Regions from separate parts of the Homo sapiens genome. Here region 2 is linked to region 1. The links are chromatin contacts, found by POLR2A ChIA-PET in ENCODE. All regions are on one chromosome and are shown on one strand. Each heading gives the region's core, a stretch centred on a gene start or an enhancer-like site at or near the end of the contact. The rest is flanking DNA. Distances are from core to core; before and after follow the strand shown. Region 1 holds the start of BLTP2 (bridge-like lipid transfer protein family member 2). Region 2 holds the start of LUC7L3 (LUC7 like 3 pre-mRNA splicing factor).

Region 1 (4,982 bases), core at 887-3,386:
TGTTAAGGAACTGCCCTTCCTTTCCAGATGAGAAAGAGGGGCAGCTCTTAGCATTATGCCCTAAAAACAGAAAAATCTACCCATAACTCCAAAGCCAACCATGCCAAAGTACAGTCCAGGATAGCAGGAGAAGTTGTCTCACTTGGCAGAAGATCTTCAATAAGGATGGGCTGAAGGACAGTTCCTTTTGATCCACCCCAGCGCTCTGGGAGAATGGGGCAGACAGGTCAGAAACTTTCTGTAGGTCCGTTCTGATACGCACTTCTCCAAAGCACAATGCCACATAGTGTCTGCCCAGAAGAGAAATCTCACTGCCACCAGGTCCATCCCTCCCATAGCAGTCTATTCCCCACCCTCACATTCACTTTCTCATCCTTCCTAGAAATATAGCTCAAATCACAGAGATTAGTTTCATAGCAGTTATCAATATCTTCCTCACAACACAATGGCACCCAGGCTAACAGGAAGACTTCAGCAACAACCTCCCTTCCTCCTTGGATTGTGATGCCTCTGCAGAAGAGTGTCACTCTGCAAACACCAACTCCAAAGTACTCTTCTAGGGGAGAAGTGAGAATATAGGGTACTCACGGAAGATCATGGCTAAGGAGTTTGCTGGAAATCCACAGGTTATCAATTTCCTAAAACAGTGAGGGAGAAAGCTCTGTGTGCTAGCTGCTAAATAAGCCACGAGCAGCTTGACAAGCCAGGAAATGTTCTGGATTATTAGAATTTCTCTTTCATAGCCATGTTGCCTTGAATCCCATCTTAAATTAGAACAGTAAAATCTTCGATTTCCTGTTATCTTTCTTCTGTATCTTTGTTATGTGCCCTGGACACTCTGTGTCCTACAAACATTTTTAACTGAACAACTTGCAGCGTTCTCCAACTAGCTCTAAGATCATCTTGGCAAAGAAATGGCAAGGCTGGGATTAACTAGAAAAGCCACCAGGATTTCTATTTTTAAAAAAAGGAAATTAAGAGTTTAAATTCAATTGGATCAACCCTACACACATATCCAGAGTTTCCCAGAACTCACCACTGTTTGCTGGTGTTGCTGAAACTTAAGACTGACATTCTGGATCCAAAAAAAGCGGAAGGAGCCAATCTTTAGCTCCGCCTGCAGCTTCCGCTGACACCACTTGGTGGCCAACCGGACCACAAGCCACCTGCAGAAAAATTCCTGTTAATTCATAGGACCTTTTTCCAATGATGGTTTCCCTCACCCCTTGCTGGTCTTTCAAAGCCTTGCAAAAGGTCGTTCCTGAAACTGGATCTGAGCAACTCTCCTTTCTTCCAAAGCACCACTCTGTCATATACATTCAGCCACGCTGATCAAGATCCTAGCTCCCGACTGACCCCTCCACCCAGATGAAACCAGAAACTGCACCCTCTAAGTTGAAGACAAAAACAAAATCCCTCAAATTGTTATGAATCCCAGAGGCAGAGAGAGAAGACCCCAGCAAGAGTCAAAGCGGAGGCGGCTCTGTCACATGTGCCATCACACTCCCCAGAGGGTCTGTCTGTCTCCTGCTCCCACCCTCCAGACAGGTATCCACGAGAAGGCACTTTGAGGTCAGACCCGGCAGCTCGAATGCTGTTCTCCCCAGACCGATGCTGCAGGTGCCCATCGCGCTTGGCGAAAGGGACATGCAGGGGTGGGTGGAGGGGGAAAGGGAAGCCACTGAACCAGGCCCCTTCCTCACACTCCTATTCAGTTCCTGGCCTCAGCATTTCCTCAGACCCCGCCCGCTTCCTCAGTCTCCCCAACTCGCAGCCCATCCCTGGGAGCTCGGGCCACGCGCCTCCTCACGATCCCTCCCCTCGCCGCGCGCCCCCTCCCTCCACCCTACCCACTCTGCCTCACGCGCCTCAGTAAGGCGCGCGCCCCCTCCTCAGTCTTTCTTCCTCCTCTCCGCCCCCTCCCTCCCGCCGCCGCCGCCGCCGCCGGCGCGGCCGGGAACCCTCACCGGCCTAGAAAGAGGGCGCTAAGCGCAACTAGCAGCAAGACCAACAGCGCGGAGAAGAACAGAGGCATTTAGGTCCGGGTCCGGCCCGGCTTGGCCCCGGCCCCCGCCATGCCGGGCCCCGACGCCGGATCCGCGCAGCACCGCCGCGGGCCGACCAGCTGCGCGCGCAGGAGCAACGCTGAGCGAGGACGCGCTGGTGCGCACACGAGCCCCGCCTTCCGCAGCCCGCCAGCCAACCAACGGCCTCCCACCCCAGTCCCGCCCTGTCCTACGACGCTGCAGGGCCGACGGGCTGCGTGCGCGAGGAGCGGGCGTGGTTCCGGGAGGAGGGCGAGGGGGAGCGGACCAAGAGCTGAAACACGCCCCGGGCGCACACCACGGTGCCCGGAACCGCGGGGCTCGGGGACCCGCGGGGGTCGGAGTCCGGGCCCACTACCTGGGCTGGCGGTGGACCTGGCTGACTCATTTCGGTCCGGGGAGCTCACTTTGAGGGGAGTTGGAGTCCGCCTAGCCACTTAGGCCTGGACTCAGGGTTCTGCGGAAGTTACACCCCTGGTCAGACGTGGTAGCACTCCCATCTTATTCAAGATCCTGTTTGAAAATTACTGAGGCAGAAACTAGGAGGTAATTAAAAGGCCTCAAAAATCTCGCCTCATTCCATCCACAGAGGAAACTAATGAGGTTTTGTTTTTTTTTTCTTTGAGACAAGGACTCGCTACGTTGCCCAGTCTGGTCTCGAACTCCTGCAGGCTCAAGGGATCCTCCTGCCTCAGCCTCCTGAGTAGCTTGGACTAAAGACGCGTGTCACGGTTCCTGGCCAATGAGTTTTTACTTCATTTACTGTTTGAACACTGTTCTGGTCCATCTACTTATGGCACGAACTGGGCCCTGATGGAGGAGAGGAGGAGATACTGCAGAAGTAGTGAATATTGTTCTTGCCCTTTAGCAAAAAATAGTTTATCTGGGAAGCAAACATAATTACATAAAGTAGACAATACATAGTCAGTTTTGCCTGCTTCCTTCTGTGTAGTTTATCTGGGAAGCAAACATAATTACATAAAATAGACAATACATAGTTTTGCCTGCTTCCTTCTCTGTAAAATGAGAGAACAGGACAAAGGTCCCTCAGCGTTACTGTGCTAAGGATCAGTATCTGAATGATGATCTACTGATACAGCACAAGCTAAGGAAATCCTGACGGTTTCAAAATAAGTATTATGGAGGAGGTCATGTCTCTTTTCATACCCCTTCGCTCCCACGTCCTAATCTCCATATATATCCTTCAAGATTTTACTCAGAGCCTCTCTTTTTGGCTCCCTCAGATAAAACACCATTTCATCTTTCACCTGTGTGTTGCCCGAAGTTGCTTTCACTCCTCTGATTGTTTCCTCCCTTATCTATTCCTCTCTTCAGTGATTTCACATCTCCCCAAGAGCTCCAGCGCTGCTGTTTCAAGGTCATACTTACCTCTCAAGCACTGTATTTGCGTCATCTTCCTCGTCATCTGCAGCCTTCCCCCAGGGTATGTCCTCCGAATGCTCTGGGAAGGCCCAATTCACTGAAAACCTCTGTCCAAGTCAAGGAGGGGTGCCGTGCAACACGTATCCCTACTCTGGTTCATCTTATCCAATCTGTTTATTGAACCAAGATTCCTGTCACTTCCTTCCTTCTCCCTTGACTATTACCGGCCCTACTCCCAGCCATCTCATAGCCTAAAATGTTGATTTTATGATTTGTCTATTTCTTTCTGGAGAGATCTTAAGGGATCAACACAAGTGAAGTGGAATAAAGGCAGGGAGTCGGGGGTGGGGGGTGGTTGAGGCAACAGTGGGGCTCAACTAATTCATGGCCTCCATTTATTGAGACCACAAGCCCTTGTAAAAGAGACCAAGTCTTTTAACGTCACGGGCCATGTTTGGCACAGAAATGGTGTCTCTAAATGTTCAACATTAACAAAACAAATAGAAAAAAAAAGAACAAAACCCGGAAGTTTCTAAAAATAAAAAAAGCCTGCTAGTCACTGAAATTCCAGCAGATGGCAGCCATCTCCGTTCACCAATACCATGATTGGAAGCTACAGGAGCAAATTTTCTGCAATTGACACAGGAAAGGAGGAAATCAGGTAGGCAGAGGACAAAAGTAGTTTTCTATCCACCTTTTTAGAGAGATATATCTACGTTTGTCCAAAAAACAGGATTTGTTTTCCAAAAGCTAAACACAATCGTAGTGCACTTAAAAAAACCTGAGTCAGAAACAGCTGGATTCCTATTCCAAAATGATTTATTAGTTTTAAGAATTCAGGCCGGGCACGGTGGCTCACACCTGTTTTCCCAGCACTTTGGGAGGCCAAGGTGGGCGGATCACAAAAGGTCAGGAGTTCAAGACCAGCCTGGCCAATATGGTGAAACCCCATCTCTACTAAAAATACAAAAATTAGTCAGGTGTGGTGGCGGGTGCCTGTAGTCCCAGCTACTCAGGAGGCTGAGGCAGGGGAATCACTTGAACCTGGGAGGCGGAGGTTGCAGTGAGCCGAGATTGCACCACTGCACTCCAGTCTGGGCGACAGAGTGAGACTCCATCTTAAAAAAAAAAAAAAAAGAATTCAGGCAGTAGGCCAGGCATGGTGGCTCACTCCTGTAATCCCCAGCACTTTGGGAAGACACAGCATAAGGATCACTTGAGCCCAGGAGTTCCAGACCAGCCTGGGTAACATAGTGAGACCTCATCTCTACGATAAATCAAAAACTGACACAGGAGGATCAACTTGAGCCCAGGAGGTCAAGGCTGTAATAAGCCATGATTGTGCCCCTCCCACCTAGGTGACAGAGCAAAGAACTTGTCTCAAAAAAAAAAAAAAAAAAGAATTCAGGCAGTTACTCAACTGCTGCACTGATAAAAATGCAGTATTACCCTATATGAATTCTGTGAAGATTAAATGAGGTAAGATCTATAGGCCGGGTGCGGTGGCTCACGCCTGTAATCTCAGCACTTTGGGAGGCTGAGGCGGGCGGATCA
Region 2 (4,803 bases), core at 710-3,209, about 22 Mb after region 1:
GGCTCCAGCCCCACTTGGTGGCTCACGCCTGTAATCCCAGCACTTTGGGAACTTTGGGAGGTCGAGGCAGGTGGATCACCTGAGGTCAGGAGTTTGAGATCAGCCTGGCCAACATGGCGAAACTCCGTCTCTACTAAAAGTACAAAAATTAGCTGGGCGTGGTGGCGGGTGCTTGTAATCCCAGCTACTCAGGAGGCTGCGGCAGGATAAACTTGAACCCGGGAGGCAGAGGTTGCAGTGAGCCAAGATGGTACCACTGCACTCCAGCCTGAGCGATAGCTCAAAAAAAAAAAAAAAAAAAAAAAAAGGCTTCATGTCCCATACCTCCTTTGAGTTCTCACCCTATTTTGCTGCTTTCCTTCTTAAAAAGAGGTGTCCACGACCGGGCGCGGTGGTTCACGCCTGTAATCCCAACACTTTGGGAGGCTGAGGTGGGTGGATTATTTGAGCTCAGGAGTTCAAGACCAGCCTGGGCAACTTGGCGAAACCCCGTCTCTACCAAAAATACAAAAACTTAGCCGGGCGTGGTGGCATGCGCCTGTAGTCCCAGCTACTGGGGAGGTTGAGGCGAGGGGGTCGCCTGAGCCCGGGAGGTTGAAGCTGCAGTGAGCTGAGATCGTGCCATTGCACTCCAGCCTGGGTGACAGGGCCAGACCCAGTCCCCCCAAAAATAAAAGTGTTGGGCTTGTTATCAATGTGTAGTGCCTTACATTGTATAAACTCATTTAATCTTCACAATAGCATCGTGGCTGGGGGCCGGGGGAGGACTATTGTAAACCCCATTTTACAGAAAAGGAAACAAAGGCACAGAGCGGCAGAGCTGGGATTACGAACCCAGGCAATCTGGCTTTAGAGACCATACCCTTAACTGTGCTAAAGCATTATCCCAACATACGTTGATATATTTGTGACTTTATTTCTTCAGCGATTATCTCCCCTCGCCAATGCACAGGTCTGCGGGAGCATGGACTGTCTGAAAGGTTCTGAGTTTAGCTTTAAGCACAGTGCCTGGCACATACCATTTGTTGAATAAATGGATCTACCTATCTATATATATGTGTGTGTGTGTGTGTGTATGTGTGTGTGTGTGTGTGTGTGTATATATATATATATATATATATATATTTTTTTTTTTTTTTTTTTTTTTTTTGAGATGGAGTTTTGCTCTTGTTGTCCAGACTGGAGTGCAATGGCGCGATCTCGGCTCACCGCGACCTCCGCCTCCCGGGTTCAAGCGATTCTCCAGCCTCAGCCCCCTGAGTAGTTGGGATTACAGGCATGCGCCACCACGCCAACCTAATTTTGTATTTTTAGTGGAGACGGGGTTTCTCCATGTTGGTCAGGCTGATCTCGAACTCCCGACCTCAGGTGATCCGCCCGCTTCGGCCTCCCAAAGTGCTGTGATTACAGGCGTGAGCCACCTCACCTGGCCTACTGGATCAATATCTTTTTAAAAAATTCCACACTGGGAGACATTTGGTGTAGGACTGAATCCCCGTATTTTAGAAGCCGCCTTGTCTCTTCTTGCCTCGATTTCCCATCCTGTTAATCAGGAGACTCAGGGCGGGAGGACAAAGCCAGGTGCAAGAGGCGTGAGCACAGCGACTAGGAAAATGGAGTCGGAAGCCGTAATCTTCAGTTTCCTCCGCTGCATGAGGCACCATGTGCACCACGTGGACTAAAGGAGACACTTTCTCCATTTTGAAGCGGTGTCCAGGCTTCAAGACCTAGGCTCCAATTTCTCACCGTGAAGAAGCTCGGGAAAACCGGGCGCTTGGGGAGGCGCGCGGGCAGAGGCTACCCGTCCCCGCGGCCTCTAGACAGGGGCGGAGTCCCTACCCGGCCTCCGCGGGCCCCGCCCCCGGACGGCGGAAGCCGAGCTCGCCCTCTCCGCCCGGGCCTGGGCGTGTCCCACGGGCGCACGGCATGCTGGGAAGGCGTCCGCGCGGCGGCCATTTTGTCTTGTCGGCTCCTGTGTGTAGGAGGGATTTCGGCCTGAGAGCGGGCCGAGGAGATTGGCGACGGTGTCGCCCGTGTTTTCGTTGGCGGGTGCCTGGGCTGGTGGGAACAGCCGCCCGAAGGAAGCACCATGATTTCGGCCGCGCAGTTGTTGGATGAGTTAATGGGCCGGGACCGAAACCTAGCCCCGGACGAGAAGCGCAGCAACGTGCGGTGGGACCACGAGAGCGTAAGTCCCGCGGGCCTTGGCCTGAGCCCGGGCTCCGTGGGGGAGGGGAGCGGGCGCGGGCTGTGGCCCTCCTGGCCGCGGCGCGATGTGGCCAGGGCCGCACCCGGGGTCGAGCGTCTGACCCGGTGCCCATGGAGCCAGGAGGGAGGATGCTGTCCGGACCCGGGGATGGGGGTGATTTGGTTTTGTTGTTCTAGTATCAAGGGGGTCCGGGAGAGCCCTTGGCATAATTGAAAAGCACCTTGATGAGGCGGGGAAACGCGGGAAAGAAGGATAGCAGCGTCTTATTAAATCTAGCGGCTCCGAGGTTTCACCTCATTATGAAATAGGGAGAAGGGCACATTTTTCTATAGTTTGGGTTGAACGTCGTATTTAGACTAAAATTTCTGACCAGGATTCATGGTAAAAATCGTGGCGGTATTTTATTTAAGTAATTACAGCATGACGCTTATACGGGGAAATAGAAATGTAAAAGAAGTCGTTTACTTGTTAGGGTTTACCGTGATGATTTACAAGTATTGTTCGTTAACAGTATTCTAAGAAGTCCCTTATAGAGGCAGCTGTCAAGGTTTTTTCTTCCACATAAAACTCATTTGATGCTCTTAGCCCGGGGAGTAAAGGTAAATATTATAACCCCAGTTTCACTGGTGAGACTTAAAAAGGCTCACCCAAAGTCTTGGCAACTGAGGAAACTAATCTTTGTAGTTCTGTTAGCTTTCCACAATCCTATGAAACTGGTTCTCTGCACCTACTGTAGCATTTCAAGTGTTTTGATCTAGTTTTGAACATGCAGTGTAATGTTTACTTTAGGTCTTATCTGGAGAATAGATACAGAATTTAATTTTACTTTGAGGTTATAATCTAACATGCTAATTTTAAAACAATTGCTAATCAAAATAGGAAGGAATAGTTCAGGTAATGCATGCTTCTTTAGAAAACTGTTTTCTTACTCTTTTTAAACGTAGGCTTTGGTTAAGGTAAAATTTCTTTTTTGCAGTGTAGGAAAGCAAGTTGGTGCTAGATGACTCCTTTTAGGACTTTAAGAAAGAGTAAGTTTGGCTCAAGTTGTGTTGGGGTGCTAACTGATTCCAAAGTAGTATGAAACATTCTTAGAGTAGAATTTATTGTTTTTAAGAGGTGGGTTTTTTGTTTTTAACATTTAGGCTCCCCATCCCCCCGACCATTTGTCACAATAGGAGACTAAGGAACTGCTTACCTTGACCATCTTTCTTTTGTAGGCATCTTTGTTATAGCGAAGTAACTTTTTTTTTTTTTAACTACCTGACTCTGTAACCTTTCAGTCTAAACTTTGCAAATGTGTTAGGAATAACGCTCAAAATCCTAAGTAAGGTAAAAAACCAAAACATTATGGCGATTTGGCTTATGTTCAATAGGTTATTTGTATATTTTGAATTCAAGAGAAAAATGCTTTCCATTGCACTCCTTATCAGTTGGAACAGCCTTGTATCTCTGCACCCTTGACTTTGAACACGTTTTAGAGAAACTGTTTTCTTTCCCGGGGTAATTTGTTGCCACATTGCATTGTATGTGATGGGTTTATGACTCTTCAATGATGAGGCCCTCAGAATAGCAATTTAGGTTTTATGTCATCTCAGCCGTAATCTGCTTTGCTTTCAGTTTTAGTACTTTTCACTAATTTTAACTTTCAGTGTTTATTACTAAAGTATTTAATGCCTTAATGACAGATTGCACTTCACTCTAGATTGAAGGATTTCAAGTCAGTTACTGGCATTTCAGATTGATATCTGCAGGGAAAATGTTGGTAGTGTTGAGCAAAAACAAAGCACATGGTCTCATCTAAATAGGTGGAATTATTGTATAATGAAGCTGGGGAAGCTGTTGATATCGTTTCCGGGTCATCTGCATATTCTTGTACTGTTGGCTGTTAGTGCTAAACCTGCAGGGATGGGCAAACCCATTATATGCTGAAAAGGAGTCACCTTTTCTATAGCCTAATATTTTAACATATTTTTGCATTCCTGTTCTATCTGGAAATTTTTCTTGGCCATACTTGCATTAAATGGAAGAAGCCATTTCAGCTGGATGGGGCCCTTGTTTTTTTTTTTGGAATAGAGATAAATACCAAAATAAGGAAAGGAAGCAACCATTAATTAAAAGACAGTTGCCGTGGCATCTGTAAGTATTTAACAGTCAAAATGCTAACTTTACCTAGTATTAAAGGTAGTCCCTAGATAGCTGTATTTGACCTGTGGAATTTGTTTTAAATGCATATTTCTGTACTTCAACCCCTTCAACTCCCCTTCCCAGAGAGTCAGATTCTGTCTGTCTTGGGGAAGGGTCCCAGTATCTGCATTTTTTATGGCTCCTCTTATGCATTCTTTTTTTTTTTTTTTTTTTTTTTTGAGACGGCGTCTTGCTCTGTCTCCCAGGCTGGAGTGCAATGGCGTGATTTTGGCTCATTGCACCCTCCGCCTCCCGGGTTCAAGCGATTCTCCTGCTTCAGCCTCCCCAGTAGCTGGAACTACAGGCGCCCTCCACCACGCCCAGCTAATTTTTATATTTTTAATAGAGATGGGGTTTCACCATGTTGGCCAGGATGGTCTCGATCTATTGACCTCGTGATCTGCCCGCCT

Evidence for each region. ChIA-PET counts read pairs that join two places held with the same protein, here RNA polymerase II (POLR2A).
Region 2: POLR2A ChIA-PET joins it to region 1 with 10 read pairs in Panc1. The contact joins the promoter of LUC7L3 here to the promoter of BLTP2 in region 1. POLR2A ChIA-PET finds 5 or more read pairs at or near these places in 2 of 52 experiments (Caco-2 and Panc1).

The regions. Positions count from the first base shown.
Region 1 is chr17:28,643,022-28,648,003 of GRCh38, forward strand. It overlaps BLTP2 (bridge-like lipid transfer protein family member 2), which reads right to left and starts at 2,137. Exons shown (of 39, transcript NM_014680.5): 1 at 1,968-2,137; 2 at 1,037-1,166; 3 at 589-638; 4 at 143-290. The coding sequence starts at 2,035. RefSeq lists silencers at 1,934-2,273, 2,294-2,523.
Region 2 is chr17:50,717,644-50,722,446 of GRCh38, forward strand. It overlaps LUC7L3 (LUC7 like 3 pre-mRNA splicing factor), which reads left to right and starts at 1,960. Exons shown (of 10, transcript NM_016424.5): 1 at 1,960-2,188. The coding sequence starts at 2,090. RefSeq lists silencers at 1,667-1,896, 2,237-2,296 and an enhancer at 1,927-2,066.